4 separate regions of the Mus musculus genome follow, and all the other regions are linked to region 1. The links are chromatin loops, found by intact Hi-C in ENCODE. Cell type or tissue: left cerebral cortex. All regions are shown on one strand. Region 1 overlaps Gm35710 (a long non-coding RNA gene). Region 2 overlaps Gm35598 (a long non-coding RNA gene). Region 3 has its middle 2.4 kb from the start of Rbfox3. Region 4 overlaps Rbfox3 (RNA binding protein, fox-1 homolog (C. elegans) 3).

Region 1 (4,000 bases):
CCCCTTCACCCTGAGCCTGAAAGGCTCTCTTCTACTGAGGATGTGTGTTGAGGGGTTGACCCCTGGGGATTCAAGCCCACCAGAGTTCAAGGACACCAGGAACCCCAGCTAGACTACCAAGGTCCACCCCCAACCCCACAGCTGTTCCCAGCAATTTTCTCAGAAACCATGACAAGAGGTCAGGGCCAGCCACTGGTGTCCTACAACAGCCAGGGGTCTCCCCCCTCAACCCCCAAAGAAAACAAGCAGTCCCACAGAGTCCTGGGCCAGAAGCAGGTAGGAGGGAGTGCTACAGGAGACAAGGTAAGATTAGGCTGTGTACAGACTCTGAGGTCTGGGAGGCCCATGTGGGGCCGACCTGCATATGATGCACCCCACCTCACAGCAGCCACCTGGCCCCTCCTCACCAAAAATGTCAGAGGCGTGACTCTTGTCAGTATGGGGCATTCTGCCTGTGAGGAGAGGAAGGGAGAAGTGGGCTCCTTAATCACACCTGCACCCTATGTAAGCCCAGCGTCAGGGCGGAACGGACTGCAGGTCGGCCCCCGGTGTGCCCAGCCAGGTCCTCATTACAGCCCTGTTACAGAGCACTGTCCTCAGAGTGTGACAGCCATTGCTGGCAATCAGAGCAGTTGTAACCAACCTCAGGTGACTCTTAAAGGACTACAGACATTTCCTCAGAGAAGGGAGAAAGAAGGGTCGCTCCAGCCTCACCTGAGGCCCAGCCATGACCCCCTCCCTTCCCTCCCAACCCCGCACAATCTCTGTGTCCTGGGAGGGGCTAGGAGATACAGACTATGGAAGTTAGCAGAAGGAAGACTCTCTTTGTGCAGCTCTGGGGAAGCCACCACCCATGCTCGGGTCAGGCTTTGGTGGCGTGGCTGTTCTGGAGTCCCCTAGGTTCCTGGAAGCGACTCCCGAGCCACGCTCTGAAAGCAAGTGCAGTAAACCCATAGGCTCCGAGTCCGACTCTGTGGCCTTGCACTTTGATCTATGGCTTCCACCCTATCTGGAATGAATAGGTATTATTCATGTGTCCCCAGGAAATGTCACAGAAGGCCACACCACAGGGCAGGCCCAAGCATGCCAGCTCTTCTCTCTTGTCTTACCAGTCCCCACTCTCCACCTGCAATAGAACAAGAGATACCCTGTCTTTAAAATATGGAAACTGAGACTGCCAGGAAAAGGTGTCCTTGGGCCTCCACATGTGTGCTATGACATGTATGCACACATGTTCTCAGGCCTCCACATGTGCGCTATGACATGTGTGCATGCATGCATGCTCCTACCTGCTCAAATGAGTAAGCAAAGGGCTGTGGAAATGACTCAACACTTAAGAACACTGGCTGCTGCTCTTCCAGAAGACCCAGGTTCAAGTCCCAGTTTCCACATGATAGTTTACAACCAGTAGGTGATCCAGTGCCATCTTCTGACCTCTGTGAGCACCGGGCACACATGTGGTGTGCATATGGACAATACGCATAAAATCAAATATAGATATATTTTTGTTTGGTTGGCATTTTGGTTTTCAAGACAAAGTTTCCCTGTGTAGCCCAGATATCCTGGAATTCTCTCTGTAGACCAGGCTGCCCTCAAAGATCCACCTGCGTCTGCCTCCTTAGTGCTGGTAAAGACATGAGCTTCCATATCCAGCCAATAAATATGTTTTAAGCAAGCAAAAAGGAGAGAGAGAGAGAGAGAGAGAGAGAGAGAGAGAGAGAGAGAGAAAGAGAGAGAGGAGAGAGAGAGAGGAAAGAAAGAAAGAGAGGAGAAGAGAAGAGAAGAGAAGAGAAGAGAAGAGAAGAGAAGAGAAGAGAAGAGAAGAGAAGAGAAGAGAAGAGAAGAGAAGAGAAGAGAAGAGAAGAGAAGAGAAGAGAAGAGAAGAGAAGAGAAGAGTCAAAAGTGTGGATAGGGGAACCAGGGGAAGCTAAGCCGGTTCACCAAACAAACCCAAGCCCCCTAAAGGTCCCAAGTGACTCTCTGCTCCCCAGTAGTCTCAGACTGGCAAGAGGGTGTGAGCCAGCATAGAAATGCGGGGTCCTCTAAAGGCCCAGACCTAGGGGTGAGCCTCTAAAGCCTGGACAAAGGATATATGGCTGGACAGCGCCACCTGGTGGACATGTCAGGAATAAACAAAGCCTTTCTGTTCTTGGCTCCGGGTTTTTTTCCCCGATCTTAGGATTTCTGAGCCTTTTCCCTGTAGACGTCTGTGCACTAGAAAACTCAGTCTGTTGTGCTGAGGGTGCGGCTCGGCGGAATAACACCTGCATAGCGTGCCTGAGACTCTATCTTCTCACCTGAATTCACCCAGATTCTCTTAGCTATAATGGTTTTCAGAGCACCCAACCCGGGAACTTAAAACAGGGAAATGTGCAAAAAGATGCAAATACTCTTCTAAACAGACACACACCACTGTCAAAGAAGACCAGCCCTCAGTGTCACCCCAGAAACCTCTGGCCATAGAGAGGATGATTAGGGAATAGATAATCCGAACACAGGTGACACGCATGCGTGTTCTGAAAAGACATTGAGTTAGTTTCAGCTGAACTTGGCACAGCCTAGAGTTACCCGATGAAATCTCAAATGGAGGATTAACCTGGCCTAAGGGCACAGGTCGAGGGCGTTTTGTTGATTGTTGATTGACGTAGTATGACCCCGCCCACTGTGGGCGGTGTCTACCCCTAGGCGTCCTCTGTGGTCTCTGCTTTGCTCCACCTTCGTTCAGTGATGGAAATGTGACATGGGATAAACCGTCTCATGCCCTGGTTGCTTTTGGCCACAGTGTTTATTGCAGCAATAGAAAAGCAAACTGGTTCGAGGTCAGCCTGGTCTAGAGAGTGAGTTCCAGGACAGCCAGGGCTATACAGAGAAACCCTGTCTCGAAAAAAAAAAAGAAAAAGAAAAAGAGAAGAAAAAGAAAAGCAACCTGAGGAGTTGGCGTGAAACAATTCTATTGGAAATATCCAGGACGCTTGAAGCTTTCCTTAGAAAATGTCAGTCAAGGTGTGCATGGCTCAGCGCTGGCCACCAGGACTGACAACCTGAGTTCCATCCCAGGACCCACATAGTGGAAGGGGAATGAAAGCCTGAGATCACACACACACACACACACACACACACACACACACACACCATGGCACATATGTAAAACATGCGCACATACAAACAATTTTTTAAAGAGTAATTTATTTATGTATATGAGTACACTGTCACTCTCTTCAGACACACCAGAAGAGGATATCAAATCCCATTACAGATGGTTGTGAGCCACCATGTGGCTGCTGGGAATTGAACTCAGAACCTCTGGAAGAGCAGTCAGTACTCTTAACTGCTGAGCCATTTCTCCAAACCCCCAACAAATTTTTTTAATATTTATTTATTTATTTATTTATTTATTTATTATATGTAAGTACACTGTAGCTGTCTTCAGACACCCCAGAAGAGGACATCAGATCCCATTACAGAGGGCTGTGGGCCATCATGTGGTTGCTGGGATTTGAACTCAGGATCTTCAGAAGAGCAGTCAGTGCTCTTACCCGCTGAGCCATCTCTCCAGCCCCAAATATTTTTTCTTTTGAAGGAGAAACATAAAAAGGAAAACTGTTGAGAGGGCTGGGGAAATGGCTCCGTGAGAAAAGCGTGAGGACTCCCAGAGTCCACAGTAAACCACACAAAGTAGTGCATATCTGTAATTCCAGCAGCCCTGCCAGGAGATGAAACAGATATGGGAGAATCTCCAGAAGTTAGTGGGCTAGCCTGGAATATGAAGCAGAAAACTGCAGAAGGACCCTGTCTCAAAGCGAAAGACAAAGACTAACACCTAAGGTTTTCTGAGTTCCTCGTGCATGTACTGTGGTGTGTGTACATCCACACAAACACACTCTCACACACATGCATCACAGAGATGTGCTCTCTCTCTCTCTCTCTCTCTCTCTCTCTCTCACACACATGCATACACAAGCACACACATATGCACACATACATACACATGCACACACAT
Region 2 (4,000 bases), 550 kb before region 1:
AGAAGAAAACCTACTGGCCCAAAGTACGTGTTCATGCAGGAGTGAGTACATGTCCTCCAGAGCAGCAGTCTGCAGTGGCTCCATGGCTAAGAAAAGCCAGAAGATCTGCATTCTTCTTTGCATTATGGGAGACGCTGTCATAGCTGCCACAGGATCGGAAAAGTACCTGAACTTCCTCACCCTCCATGGAGTAGCCTACACTCTAGTAACAAAATGCAGGCAGCGAGAGAATAGCACATCATATTCACAAAATCTCTGTTTAAGAAATGAGAACCTTCAAAATCCAGAGAATCCCGGGAAACACGTGGCTCAAGCTGTCTTCAAACTAGCTATACATCTGAGGATGACCCCAGAACTGATACTCCAACCTTCCGAGTGTCTGGGATTACAGGTGTGCACCATCACACCTGGTCTGTGTGGTGAATGGCTGGAGGATGGCGCCCAGGGCTTTGGCATGCTCAGCACACATTCTACCAGTTGAACTCCAGCTCTAGCCTGGGAACATTATTTTAATGCTTGGATTTGATGAAGAAGGAACTGCATATATAAACATGATTGGACAAAAGGAATGTGACCTAATGGGATTAGGATGAGTGGGAGGATCTAGTGGGAGGACCTAGTGGGAGGATCTAGTGGGAGGATTTAGTGGGGGACCTAGTGGGAGGATTTAGTGGGGGACCTAGTGGGAGGACCTAATGGGAGGATCTGATGGGAGGACCCACTGGGAGGACTTAGTGGCGGGGGGGGGGTAGGGGGCTGGTGAGAGGATCTAGTGGGAGGAACTGGCAGGAATGTTTGCTTGGTGTCTCCTTGGCCCTTTGCAGCAACATTGGCCAGGTGGGGAACAAGACTCCTTCTGGCTTGAAGTTCATGTGGGATATCACCAAACAAGATGGGTCAGAAGACTTTTCAAAAATATGTAAACTTCCTCTTTTAAGAAAGACTTCTGGGGGCTGGAGAGATGGCTCAGTGGTTAAGAGCACTGACTGTTCTTCCAGAGATCCTGAGTTCAATTCCTAGCAACCACATGGTGGCTCACAACCATCTGTAATGGGATCTAGTGCCTCCTTCTGGTGTGTTTGAAGATAGTTACAGTGTACTCATGTAAATAAAATAAATATATATATATTTTTAAAGAACAACTTCTTCCTTTGGTTTTGTGTCTGATTGTTTTGCCCTTATGCATATTCACCGTGTGCTTGACTGGTGCATGGAGGTCGAAGCGGGAGTAGGATCCCATGGAACTCGAACTACGGATGGCTGTGAGTCTCCATGTGGGCACTGGGAATCCAACCTGGGTCCTCTGCAGGTTTAGCAAGTGCTCGTAACTCCTGGGCTATCTCTTCAGTCCTACAGAAAAAAAAAGCCTTAAAAAAAAAAAGAATGTTTTATGCATTGCTTGACAATGTCATACATGTCTACAATGTATCTTGATCATATTCACTTCCAGCTCCCCCCTCCTCTTAGTGCTACCTGCTGGGAAGTCGACTGACCTTCCCAGATTGATCCTGTGGGTAACCATAACTGTCGTGCCCTATCGAGAAGACAGCAGCTTACAGCGGCACTCCTCCCATTCTCCACCTCCTCTTCCACAATTCCCTGAGCTTTGTGTGGAGTGCGGTTGAAACAGATCGCCCATCTAAGGCTGAGTACCTAACAGCCACTCACTCTCTGTACTTTGTAGGTCGGAGAACTTCTTCGATAGCCAGCTTCTGCACAGAGAGGTGGGAAAGCTTCTATGTTGTTTCTGGATTTCGTGGCAGGATTTCTGGGACAGGGGTTCTACTTTCTATGGGGAAAGAGGAGTAGAGACAGGAGAGCTGAAGAAGGTTGAGAGAGGTTTTGCTTCTAAGGGTCTCTCCGTCGCTCCTCATTCAGCCCGGAGGACTTCACACCATTCCTTGAGGTATCATGGTCTGTGCCCCAGCATCTCTGCCACATTCAGAACACCTTGGACTAGAGGTAGTGAGGACATGAAGAAAGGACAGACACAGACACACATACAGAAAAGCTCGTGTGCTGTGTGCACTCAGATGGAATGGAATCAATAACTACATCAAGCCAGGACCTCAAGTATGTTTGTTAGCTACAGCACAGGGACACGTTACCTAGTCTCTGTGGGAGGAGTCTGTAGGCCAGCCGTCTCTGCAGAAGGAAGCAGCGGCTGCTAGTTTCTGTATGCACTTGTCAAACACTTGCACTTGGACGTCAGGATGGGTCTGGGCCTTGGGGTCCCTGACAGCCATGCCCATGTCAACAGTACACCTCCACTCAGGCCTCCACTCAATCAGGGCTTCCTCTGCCCCTTACACACAGCCTTTCAGCACACTTTGTTCCTGTTGCTCTGTATAATGGTCGGTTGTCACTCTGGCCATCCCTTCTTTCAATCTCTCACAGCTCCTCCTAGTTAAGCGCTTAGGACTGTGCCTTCCACCAGGGGGCGATGTCACTTTATTTATCAGGTTAAGATAATTACATCAGGGTCGTTTCAAGCCTCTGTGTGAACTGACATGTTTTACCAAAACGGAGGGAGCTAGTAGAGACAGAGAAACTGAGGCACGGGGAGGTTAAATGGCTGAATGAACATCAAGAGGCGCGTGAACGGCCACGGCCCGAGTGTGCTGACCTTGCAGAGGGACAGTCCTTACTTACATTTCTTTCCTTCCAGCTGTGAGGTCCTGTACCAGCCCTTAAGCTGCCAATCCTGAGCTCCACCTGCCTAGGCCTCCCAGAAAACAGGCAGCGCCCGACAGGAGCCATGAGCTCGGGCCCGTGGCCAGGACTAGTCTGGATGCCAGGTTTCCTTTCCCGTTTCAGCAACTTCTGTGGATCTCTGAGCGGTTCCCCCATCCCCCTCTTGGCAGTGGAGCACCACCCATGGAAGCCTGCCTGCAGAATGGAATTCAAAAGTTTGCAAAGCCAGCCTTTGCCTGTGGGATAGCCGGGCAGACGAGCCCAGAATAGCCGGCTTGGCAGAATGTTAGGGCCCCAGTGGGAGAAGACATGGGGCTGCTAATGACATGCTGTGCTCACTGGGGACCCAGTGTCTCTCTACAGCAGCCCAGGTCTCACAGCCCTTTCCCCAAACCAGAGAACAGCAGCAGGAATGATGTCACCAGGGAGAAGGAAAGAATTGCCCAGCCGGGACTGGGGAGACGCCTCAGCAGGGTGCAAGAGCACCTGCTGGACAAGCTTGGGGATGGAGATCTCAAAGGTAATCGGGTGAGGAGTGACCAACACGCACACACGCGCACACACACACATGCACACACATGCACACACACACACACACACACACACACACACTCACACACACAGACCAAAAAACATCAAACAGATACACCACATACACACATATATACACAAAAGCAAATAAATATAGCACTACAATATGTCGGGGCAGAGCATGCCCCTGTGGTAGGCTGCAGGGAGGGATGCTCCACCGTCTCTCGTGCTCTTCTCCCAGGAGCTGCCCTGGTCTGAGGAGAGAGAGCCGGTTGGGAATATGGAGGAAGCCTTTGTTGCTTGGCCCAGACACCCTTGTGTAGGTGCAGTAGCTAGGGAATTTGGGGCAGACATAGCTTACTTTGGAACTTGACAGGGAGACCCTGGAGCGGCGCTTGGTCTTGACATCTGTCCCATGTTCTCAGGATGATGACCTCTGACCCAGGCTGTGCTGATCTAGGCTCTGCTGACCCAGGCTCCACTGACCCGGGCTCTGAGTCATCTTGGGCTTCATTTGTTATGTTTTGCTTCGCCATGACCCTTGCCTGAGCCCCAGAGGGACAGCTTGAGCTAAGTGGGAAACATTCAGGTTCTGGCCGCTTGGGGTGCTTGTGGCAGTGATGGAAGGAGACCGGGAGATCTGCAAAGCATTCTCCGCCTTGCTGAATTTCCTGTCTTTCTTACAGTTTCAAAGCAGAAATGAAATTGACGACAAAGGGTTTTAGGGCCTGACAGCTGTCCAGCTCAGTGACACATAAATTCTCTTACTCCTTAG
Region 3 (4,000 bases), 64 kb before region 1:
CCTCCCTCCCTTCTTCTGGGCGACCTCAGTGTAAGTCATCACTAGCAACACTTAGCAGGACCCCTGCACCCTCGTTCCACTGGGACCGGTTTCTCTCGCTCTGCCCAGGGGTCCCTAGAAAGACTTGGTCGCTGAATGGCAGGAATGGATGTCCCCTCCCCCACGCCTCTCCAGCTAGTCTGCAGCGCCCGCGCCTAACTGGCCACTGGGGAAGACCCTTAATAGGCCTGGAGTTCCATGCCTTGCCTTCCTGAGAATCACAGAGCAGGCGGGGAGGCAGGAGGCCTACCCTGGAACAGGACACAGGGAGGACACACTTGTCCCCGCTGATAATCCTATGGCCTTAAATATTTCCATCCAGGTCAGTTAGGAGAACCTAAAACCAGAAGAGTTCCAGCCTCCCCCTAACCCAGGGAAAGGGAGTCTAGCGTGGTCTGAGGTCCGGCATCTCTAGTCTTGGGAAAAGAAAGGGGTTGGGAGGCAGGCATTGCCTCTGAGCTGTCAAGATGAGACCCAGGTACAACAGTGGGGCTAGTTACTGGCATTCAGCCCCAGAAGTGAGCAAAGAGGCTAGATGATACCCAAAGGCTTTAAACTGGATCCAGATACTGTTCTATATGAAAGACGAAAATAAAAGACAATCACCATGCAGTGCCTGGACTCTGGGACCTGCACTCTCAAAGGACATTTGCAATCTAAAAAACAAAAAACAACAACAACAAAACAAACAACAACAACAAAACATGATTAAAAAACAAGCCTGATACACGTTGCTGGATGCTGTTTGTAAAACCATCAGCTTCTTGCACCTAACTAAGCTTCCAGTGTGAGGCACATACCACGGAGCCTGGGGCCCTGTGGGTAGGGCAGCTAGACAGAGTAGAGAAGAGGGAGAATAAGAGAGGCCCTGAGGTGCTCTCTGGCTTGCTGGGCTGCACACTGCCTTCCCTACAGAGTGAGGGCAGACGGTGTCCAGGCTGAGTGACTGTTGCCTTCTCAGGAGCTTTTAATTCTGCTCCTTCGGCCTGTCTGGGCCATCGATCTGTCTTGCCCAGTGGGAATCACGTGCTTTAGAGCACGTAAGCAGTCGAGTCCTGCAGCCGAATATAAATGCCTTGTCTCTGGCACAGTCGCAAGGGTCCCTGAAGCGGCCCTAGCCCCAAATTTGAGATGGCACAGTTCTGCCCCCATGGACCAACTGTTTCTCTCTGTGTGGCCTGGTGATCCAAGCTTTCATGGCATGGGACTGCTGGCTAGGCCCATCCACACCAATCTCTAGGCTGTCTTGCCTCTCTGGGCCAACGGTGAGTCCCTCCTGGTTCTTCTGTCCTGAGAGCCCTTCCCGTCTGGTCCAGTTCCCACTGCCCTTCTGATCCCTCTCTTAGAACCCTCCCAGAGACCAAGGTCTGCTTCCCCATACTGCACTGCACAAGCTGTGAGCTTCAAGTGGAAGGGCTCAGGACTGAAACTCTAGTCACACACCCACCTCTGGAGGCCATTCCCAAAAAGGTCTGCAGGTGGCACCAAGCCTTCTTCCAGTCTCCAGACAGGTTCCAGCCAAACAGCACAGTCAGCCACTCAGAAAGCCTGGTACTAAAATGAAGCAGGCACCTGTAGCCAAGGGGCAGCCATGTGGCCTGTCTAGTAGGTTATCCCTCGAGAACAGAGCCCAGGGCATATGTCCCGTGGACTCAGAGGTCATCAAAGGGTCTGCCCAGAAAAGGATGGCAGGGCCTGTGAATGTATTTCTATGCTGAGATTAACAAGGATGTTATTTTTAGATTGTGTGTGTGTGTGTGTGTGTGTGTGTGTGTGTGTGTGTGTGAGCACACAAGCCAAGTGAGTGTAATGCCCTCAGAAGCCAGAAGAGGAAATCAGATCAGATTCCCAATGGCTGAAGCTATGGGCAGTTAGGAGCCTCCTGGCTGGATGCCAAACTCTGGTCCTCTGGAAGAGAAGGAAGTGCTTTCAACCACTGAGCTGTCCATGAAGCCCCACAGAAACTTCGTTTTTAAGAATATGAGGATGTAGAAGCGCCAAGAACAACCCCCTGCAGTAGCAACTAGGAAAGAAGCAAAGATACCACTCTAGCTATTACAAGGCCACAGCTCACCCTCAGAAAGATACAGCAAAGCACAGAAAAGACTCTAAGAGGATGGCGATCGGCAATCTGTCAGGATCTAGACTCTCATAGGAAACAGGTATCTAGATGTGACCGAAAATACATCCCTCATGTTGTGGTGACCTCAAACCATAAAATTATTTTCATTGGTACTTAATAACTGTAATTTTGCTATGGTTACGAATCATAATGTAAATATATGATGTGCAGGATATCTGATGTGCAGGATATCTGATGTGCCACCCCTGTGATTGAGAACTACTGCTTTTTGGGAAGAGTCACCCTCACTGTGGTTGATGCTATTCTACGGGCTGGGGTTCTCAACTCAGTAAATAAGAGGAACAGAGCTGAGCACCAGCATCCATCTCTCTCTCTGCTTCCTGACTGAGGATGTCATGTGACCAGCATCCATCTCTTTCTCTGCTTCCTGACTGAGGACATCATGTGACCCTCCACCACTTCACTCTCCTGAGACCATGTCTTCTCCGCCCTGATGGACTGCACCCTAAGACTGTGAGGCAAAGTGAACCCTCTGGGTTGCCTTTTATGTATTCTGTATTAGTACTGACAAAAGTGATCAATACTGCTTTGATCACTTAATAATATTTCGTGTTGTTCCCTCACAAGTACCGCAAGGCTGGCAGTAACAGAGAAGACAGCCTCGTGCTATGGACTGTTGAAAAGAAACAGGACTGGAAACAGGCTTGGGAGCTGACCTGAGTCTGGTCAAGACCAGCACGAGTCCACGCAGGGAGGAAGGCAGAGTTCCAAGTGCCTGGGAAGCCAAGAGTCCCACTAGTGCCACAGCCCAGTTATCCTGACCCTCTAGATCAGGAGCCTGGCCTGCTCTCAGGACTCTGACCAGCCGTAGGGAGAAACCCTACACCTACCTTTAGGATTCCCTGCCAGAAGTAGCAGGACAGAAGCCCCACTTAGCACTGAAGGTCAGCTCTGCAGGCCTCCCCCTAACGCTGGTAGCCTAAACTCAGCAGAGCTGTAAACACAGGCTCTGAAAGAGGGAGCCACTAAACAACCTTCCCTGGGGGAGGGACCGAGGGTGGCCTGGAGGAGACAGGCATTGGGCAGGGAGGAGAAAATATCAGAAATAGACATATTTAATATCCTCAAAGAGATCAGAGGAGATATTGCAACCAGAACCAGGAGCAGGATGCTATTTTAAGAACATTTAGAGAACAAAAAAGGGCCGGGGAATTAAAAGCATGCAAGCCGAAACAAAAAAACTCAGCAGACTGGTTGGAAGATAAAAGTAAGGGAATGTTCCAGAAGGCAAAGCAAAAAGACAAAGAGGGGGAGAATAGAAAAGGAGGAGAAATGAGATGGCACACTCATGAGAGCCGGCGCCTGCGGAAAGGGAGGGAAGAGGGGGCATCGCTAATCATTTAACTCAAGAAATTCTCCACACAATGGATAAGAATTGACCCACATCAGAGCATATTCTCACAAATACAAAACACTAAAGAGGGAAAGAAAAATAAATCTTCAGTTTAAGGTTCTGTGAAAAACAAGAATGAGTGTGGCTCCAAGAGTCTCAATGGGACACGATAACAGATACTGGGCACTGGATACTGGAGTCTTAACAGCACAAGATAACAGATACTGGATACTGTATCCTGGACCCTGGAGCCTTCAGATGCTAGAGTCTTGACAGGACAAGATAACAGATACTGGATACTGTATCCTGGACCCTGGAGCCTTCAGATGCTAGAGTCTTGACAGGACAAGATAACAGATACTGAAACCTTCGGGTGTTGGAGTCTCACTGGGGCAAGATGACAGTACTGGATACTGGATATTGGATACTGGAGCCTTCAGATGCTGGAGTCTCAACCTTTCTAGTTCTGGTCAGACATTGCTGGA
Region 4 (4,000 bases), 100 kb before region 1:
ACTGCAGCCCAGCCTCACCAGGAAGGGGACACTTGTCAGATACTGTAATTCATATTACCCTGCCATCCAGTGGCACTGCCAGATCAATGGGTTGTAGATGTTGACCTGGCTTGGGCCTAGCACTGCACACTGCCTGAAAATGTCTCACCCCAGCTATTCATCATCTCAACAGCCCCAGTAATGGGATCAACCCACTTCACAGATGCAGAACTGAGGCTCAGAGGGATGAAATGCTTTCCAAGTCCATCTGACTCTGGACAGACAGATCTTCCCCTAGACAGGGACAAATGGTACATCACTATCCCCCAAAACAAACTCTGTCCCCAAAGAAAGACTTGAGCAATACCTTAAGCTGTGACAATAACTTTAAGAGAGTAGTCCCCAAATGCTTTAGGAGGCCAGAGTCCCAGTCAAGATTTCCCTAAGACAACTAAGTCTTCTTAAGCCTTTTCACTATTTAAAAAAAAATAATTTCCCTGTGCCTCACTGGGGCTTGGTCACATTTCCCGAAGACCTCAAAGTGGCCTCGGGGCTGCAGAGCCTGGTAGGGGACTCTAGGAAGAGATCGAGGCCTGTGGTGTACAAGGCACTGGTTGGGCGGCCTTGCCCTGTGGCCCCACACATGTATCAGGCCCCTGTCTGTATCAGACGCTTCCAGAGGACAGAGGTAAGCAGAGAATACCACTCTAGATTCAGTGACAGGCAGACCGAGAGAGTCCCCAACGTCAGGAGTAAGAGACCAACCTTAGACCCCAACCTAAAAAGGCACTACACATTCATCTGTTCTACCTTAACAATGTCACCATTGAGGCTGAAGGCCGGTTGCGTCTCTGACAAGTGTTCTATGGTACAGAGTCCCAGAAGCAAACACCTCAGCTGCACAGGCATCCTCACAGCCTGCGGGCTCGTCCCTGCTCCTCCCAGGAAAAGGAGACTCATTCCTATCAGGCCCAGTGTCCTGGCCACACCCGTGCGAGGCAAGGCAGGAGGTCTCTGGTCCTGTAGGGAGGAGTCCAGTTCCATGAGTCCTGGCTAGACACGCAACGGAGTGAATTCATGCATTCCCAGATGCAATCTGGCAGCCACTCGGCAGCCACCAAGTGCCACCGTGGGATTTTACACGAAGACTCGGTCACATAGGTCAGCAAGATTATTAACGAGATTATCCCCACCTCACCTCCTTAAAAAAACAGCCAAGATCCTGTCAAAAAGACCAGCCCAGCAGCCTAGGAATTCTTTATGTTTTCATGCTATCTTCAAGTAATGGCGCAGAGGCCAAGGCTTCTGGAACCCCAAAGTGGAAGGCCCGAGCTGGCCGCGCCCTCAGCTTCCTCTCTGTCAGGGTCCACAGAGGAGCCAGGCTTCTGGCTCTCCCTCCTCCACGACCTCCCCCTGAGTACTTGACTCCACTCCGTTTTATTCCTCTCCCCTTGAAATTCCAAGTGGGAGGCGGCATGCTGGGCCAAGCTGGATGCTGCAGATTAGATTGCATCTGTCTGGATATAAATAATTTACTGCTGGATGGTCAGGGGGAATTTAATTAGCTCTTGTTCTCCTGTAGAATCAGCCCACCACTGCTAAAACATTTCACTCCGAATTAGCCTGAAAGGGGCCAACAAGGCAAGGCTAATTTTATACACATGACGTCCCCCACAGCTTCTGAAAATACACATTCAGCAAGAGACACCACAGGGCACAACTGGCGGCCCCAGTGTCAGGGGCTCTGGGCAAAGTCCAGGGAGGGCCTCAGGGCGCTCTTCTCCTGGCAGCCCCTGTCAGAGGAACAGGATGCCAAATGGAGTGAGTCATGGATGGAGGGACTGGAGGTGAGGGGGCAGATGAGGAATGCAAGTGAGGGATCCTGAACAGAGCCCAGGTAAGGATGGAAATTAGAGTTTAGGTGGGGGCCAGGTGAGGGCCAGGTGAGAGGCCACTTGAGGGGCCAGATGAGGGCCAGGTAAGGAACCAGGTGAGGGGCCAGGTGAGGAGCCAGGTGAAGGGCCAGGTGAGGGGCCAGGTGAGGGGCCAGGTGAGGAGCCAGGTGAAGGGCCAGGGGAGCGGCCAGGTTAAAGGTCAGGTGAGGGACCAGGTGAGGGCCAGGTGAGGGACCAAGTGAAAGCCATGTTAGGATCCAGGTAACTCCTCCCCAGCATCCAACAGGAACTTGCTGAGTCACATGGCTCTTGGCCCTGAGCAGTGTGACTGCTCCATGCCAGCCTCCCACCTGCCTGGTGAAGTCACAGCCAGATGGGGACCTGCAGACCATTCACTGGTCTCTCTCTGCTGGCCCCTGTGCAACAGCAGAGGGCAGTGGTGGCGTGGGCAGCCCTTCAGGAATACTGAAGCATGTCTGAGAACAAGCCAACTGGATCAATAGCCCTTAGAAACCACCGCAACAGAAAGACATTTAAAATGTGGGCAACGTAGTCAATGGGTCCTTGAAAAAAAGATCAAAAACCTCCAAGGAATGTTCAATGAGAAGGGAAAGGGGGACAGGCCTGTGGCTGGGCTTTGAGCAGACTGGCCCTGGGCGACGGCAACCCATGGAGCAGGAGGAGGAACACCACACTTCAGGCTGCAAAGAGAAGGCACTGTGCCAGCACCCACTGCCTACACCCCTGTTTACACCAGTTCCTCTCTACTCCTGACCCCCCAGTCCCCAGCCCTCAGGCTCCTGACCCCCCCCCCCCAGTCCCCAGCCCCAGGGCTCCTGATCCTCTCTCCCCAACCCTCAGGGCTCCTGACCCTTACTGCCCCAATTCCTTATGCTCTAAAATGCCACTGTTCCAAGCCCCTGTTGTTCCAGATCCCCATTTCCTTAGCACCCCATTGATCTACATCCCCGCTGTCCTATCCTCCTCCTGCCCCAGCCCCCACTGCCTTAGCGCCCAGCTGTCCCCATTGCCTTGAACCCCACCCCCTTAGTCTGCAAACCTGGGTAGCTACCACTCAGACCACTCAATTGACCTACAGGATGTCTGGGTCCTTAGAGGGTGTCTGGTAGCCCCTCTGTTGGCATTTCTTGCTGGCAATTTGGAAGAGTGGGTGTGTCGTTGTTTAAATTGCTAAGGGTTTGATTACTGGTGAGATCGGCTTCCTTTCTGTGCACGAGAGAAGGAGGATGTGCCGTGCGCTGCTCTTCATTCTTCCTCCTGGATTTTGAGGTCAGTTCTTTCCTTTGGAGTCAAACTGCTCCATTGTTCTGTGGGCTCCTGCCACCCTGCCTCTCCTGGCAGCAACCGTGTCTTTCAGTATTGGATTGTCTATCACAACTGTCACTGACACACTTGTTGGGCAGAGCAGAGGACAGAGTTGAAGCTGTGTCTTCCCTAGATTCCTAAAATCATTCACATAGAGAAGGGGGAAACCTGGAATCCTAGAGCTAAGAACACCACACACCATCAAATGAACACAAACATCCAGCTCTGCACCCGTGGGCCTGAGTTTTTCTCAAGTCTCCCATTGTGGTGCTCAGCCCTGAGCAGAAGGGGAGCCAGGGCCCCCTCTAGATCACGCATGCCAAGGACAGGGGCCTGAATTCAAACTGGGCACACTGGCTTCAGGATACCATCTGATACAAGAAACCGACTTCTACCTTTGCATGGTAGCTTCAGTGGCTAATAAGGGACCTGCCCCTTTCAGCACACCCAGCCCCAAGAGGGCAGGCCCAAAGGGAAAACCATTCTGATGGACACCAACTAAACAAAGGGACAGCCAAGGAATTCACAACGTTGTGTGACAATCGAGGAAATGCAAGAGCCGCCATGCCTGGTGGCCTTTCCATCTGCAGAGTCAGCAAAGATGGAGCCTGAAAGGAACAGGAAGCATTCACCGGCCTCAGGGATGCACACGTGTGGGTGGGTAAGGTATCTCCTCGCCTGACAGATACCTTAGCCAACTGTCCAGGAGCCTTGGGTTGGTGCTTCTGGCCCACGGAGGGCTAGCTCCAGGAACTGACCCTACAATTCAACCAGGTACAGAACAACTGTCAGGAAGCAGG

Evidence for each region. Peaks named below come from ENCODE experiments on the same cell type or tissue, not always from the same donor. Only the 100,000 strongest peaks of a DNase experiment are listed, where the experiment ranks them.
Region 2: it touches region 1 in a loop (3-fold over the local background); 3 of 42 quality-filtered maps call a loop at or near these places.
Region 3: it touches region 1 in a loop (6-fold over the local background); 13 of 42 quality-filtered maps call a loop at or near these places.
Region 4: a loop joins it to region 1, with 4 times the contacts of the local background. A loop is called at or near these places in 2 of 42 quality-filtered maps.

What each region holds. Positions count from the first base shown.
Region 1 is chr11:118,973,517-118,977,516 of GRCm38, forward strand. All of the region lies in intron 1 of Gm35710 (a long non-coding RNA gene), which reads right to left. Among named protein-coding and RNA genes, the nearest start is that of Gm35710, 7.8 kb to the right of the region's middle. In left cerebral cortex, a CTCF peak has its summit at 2,117 (motif pointing left); a DNase peak (open chromatin) is centred at 2,132.
Region 2 is chr11:118,421,025-118,425,024 of GRCm38, forward strand. It overlaps Gm35598 (a long non-coding RNA gene), which reads right to left. Exons shown (of 3, transcript XR_880340.2): 2 at 1,669-1,789; 3 at 1,137-1,367. Among named protein-coding and RNA genes, the nearest start is that of Cant1, 3.9 kb to the left of the region's middle. In left cerebral cortex, CTCF peaks have their summits at 2,440 (motif pointing right) and 3,832; DNase peaks (open chromatin) are centred at 2,463 and 2,816; H3K4me3 peaks cover 400 bases; H3K27ac peaks cover 357 bases.
Region 3 is chr11:118,909,950-118,913,949 of GRCm38, forward strand. It overlaps a transcript of Rbfox3 not described here. Among named protein-coding and RNA genes, the nearest start is that of Rbfox3, 2.4 kb to the left of the region's middle. In left cerebral cortex, a CTCF peak has its summit at 1,512 (motif pointing right); a DNase peak (open chromatin) is centred at 1,525; H3K4me3 peaks cover 258 bases; H3K27ac peaks cover 343 bases.
Region 4 is chr11:118,873,166-118,877,165 of GRCm38, forward strand. The region is part of intron 1 of Rbfox3 (RNA binding protein, fox-1 homolog (C. elegans) 3); the gene reads right to left. Among named protein-coding and RNA genes, the nearest start is that of Rbfox3, 34 kb to the right of the region's middle. In left cerebral cortex, a CTCF peak has its summit at 2,292 (motif pointing right); DNase peaks (open chromatin) are centred at 1,557, 2,320 and 2,481; H3K27ac peaks cover 3,045 bases.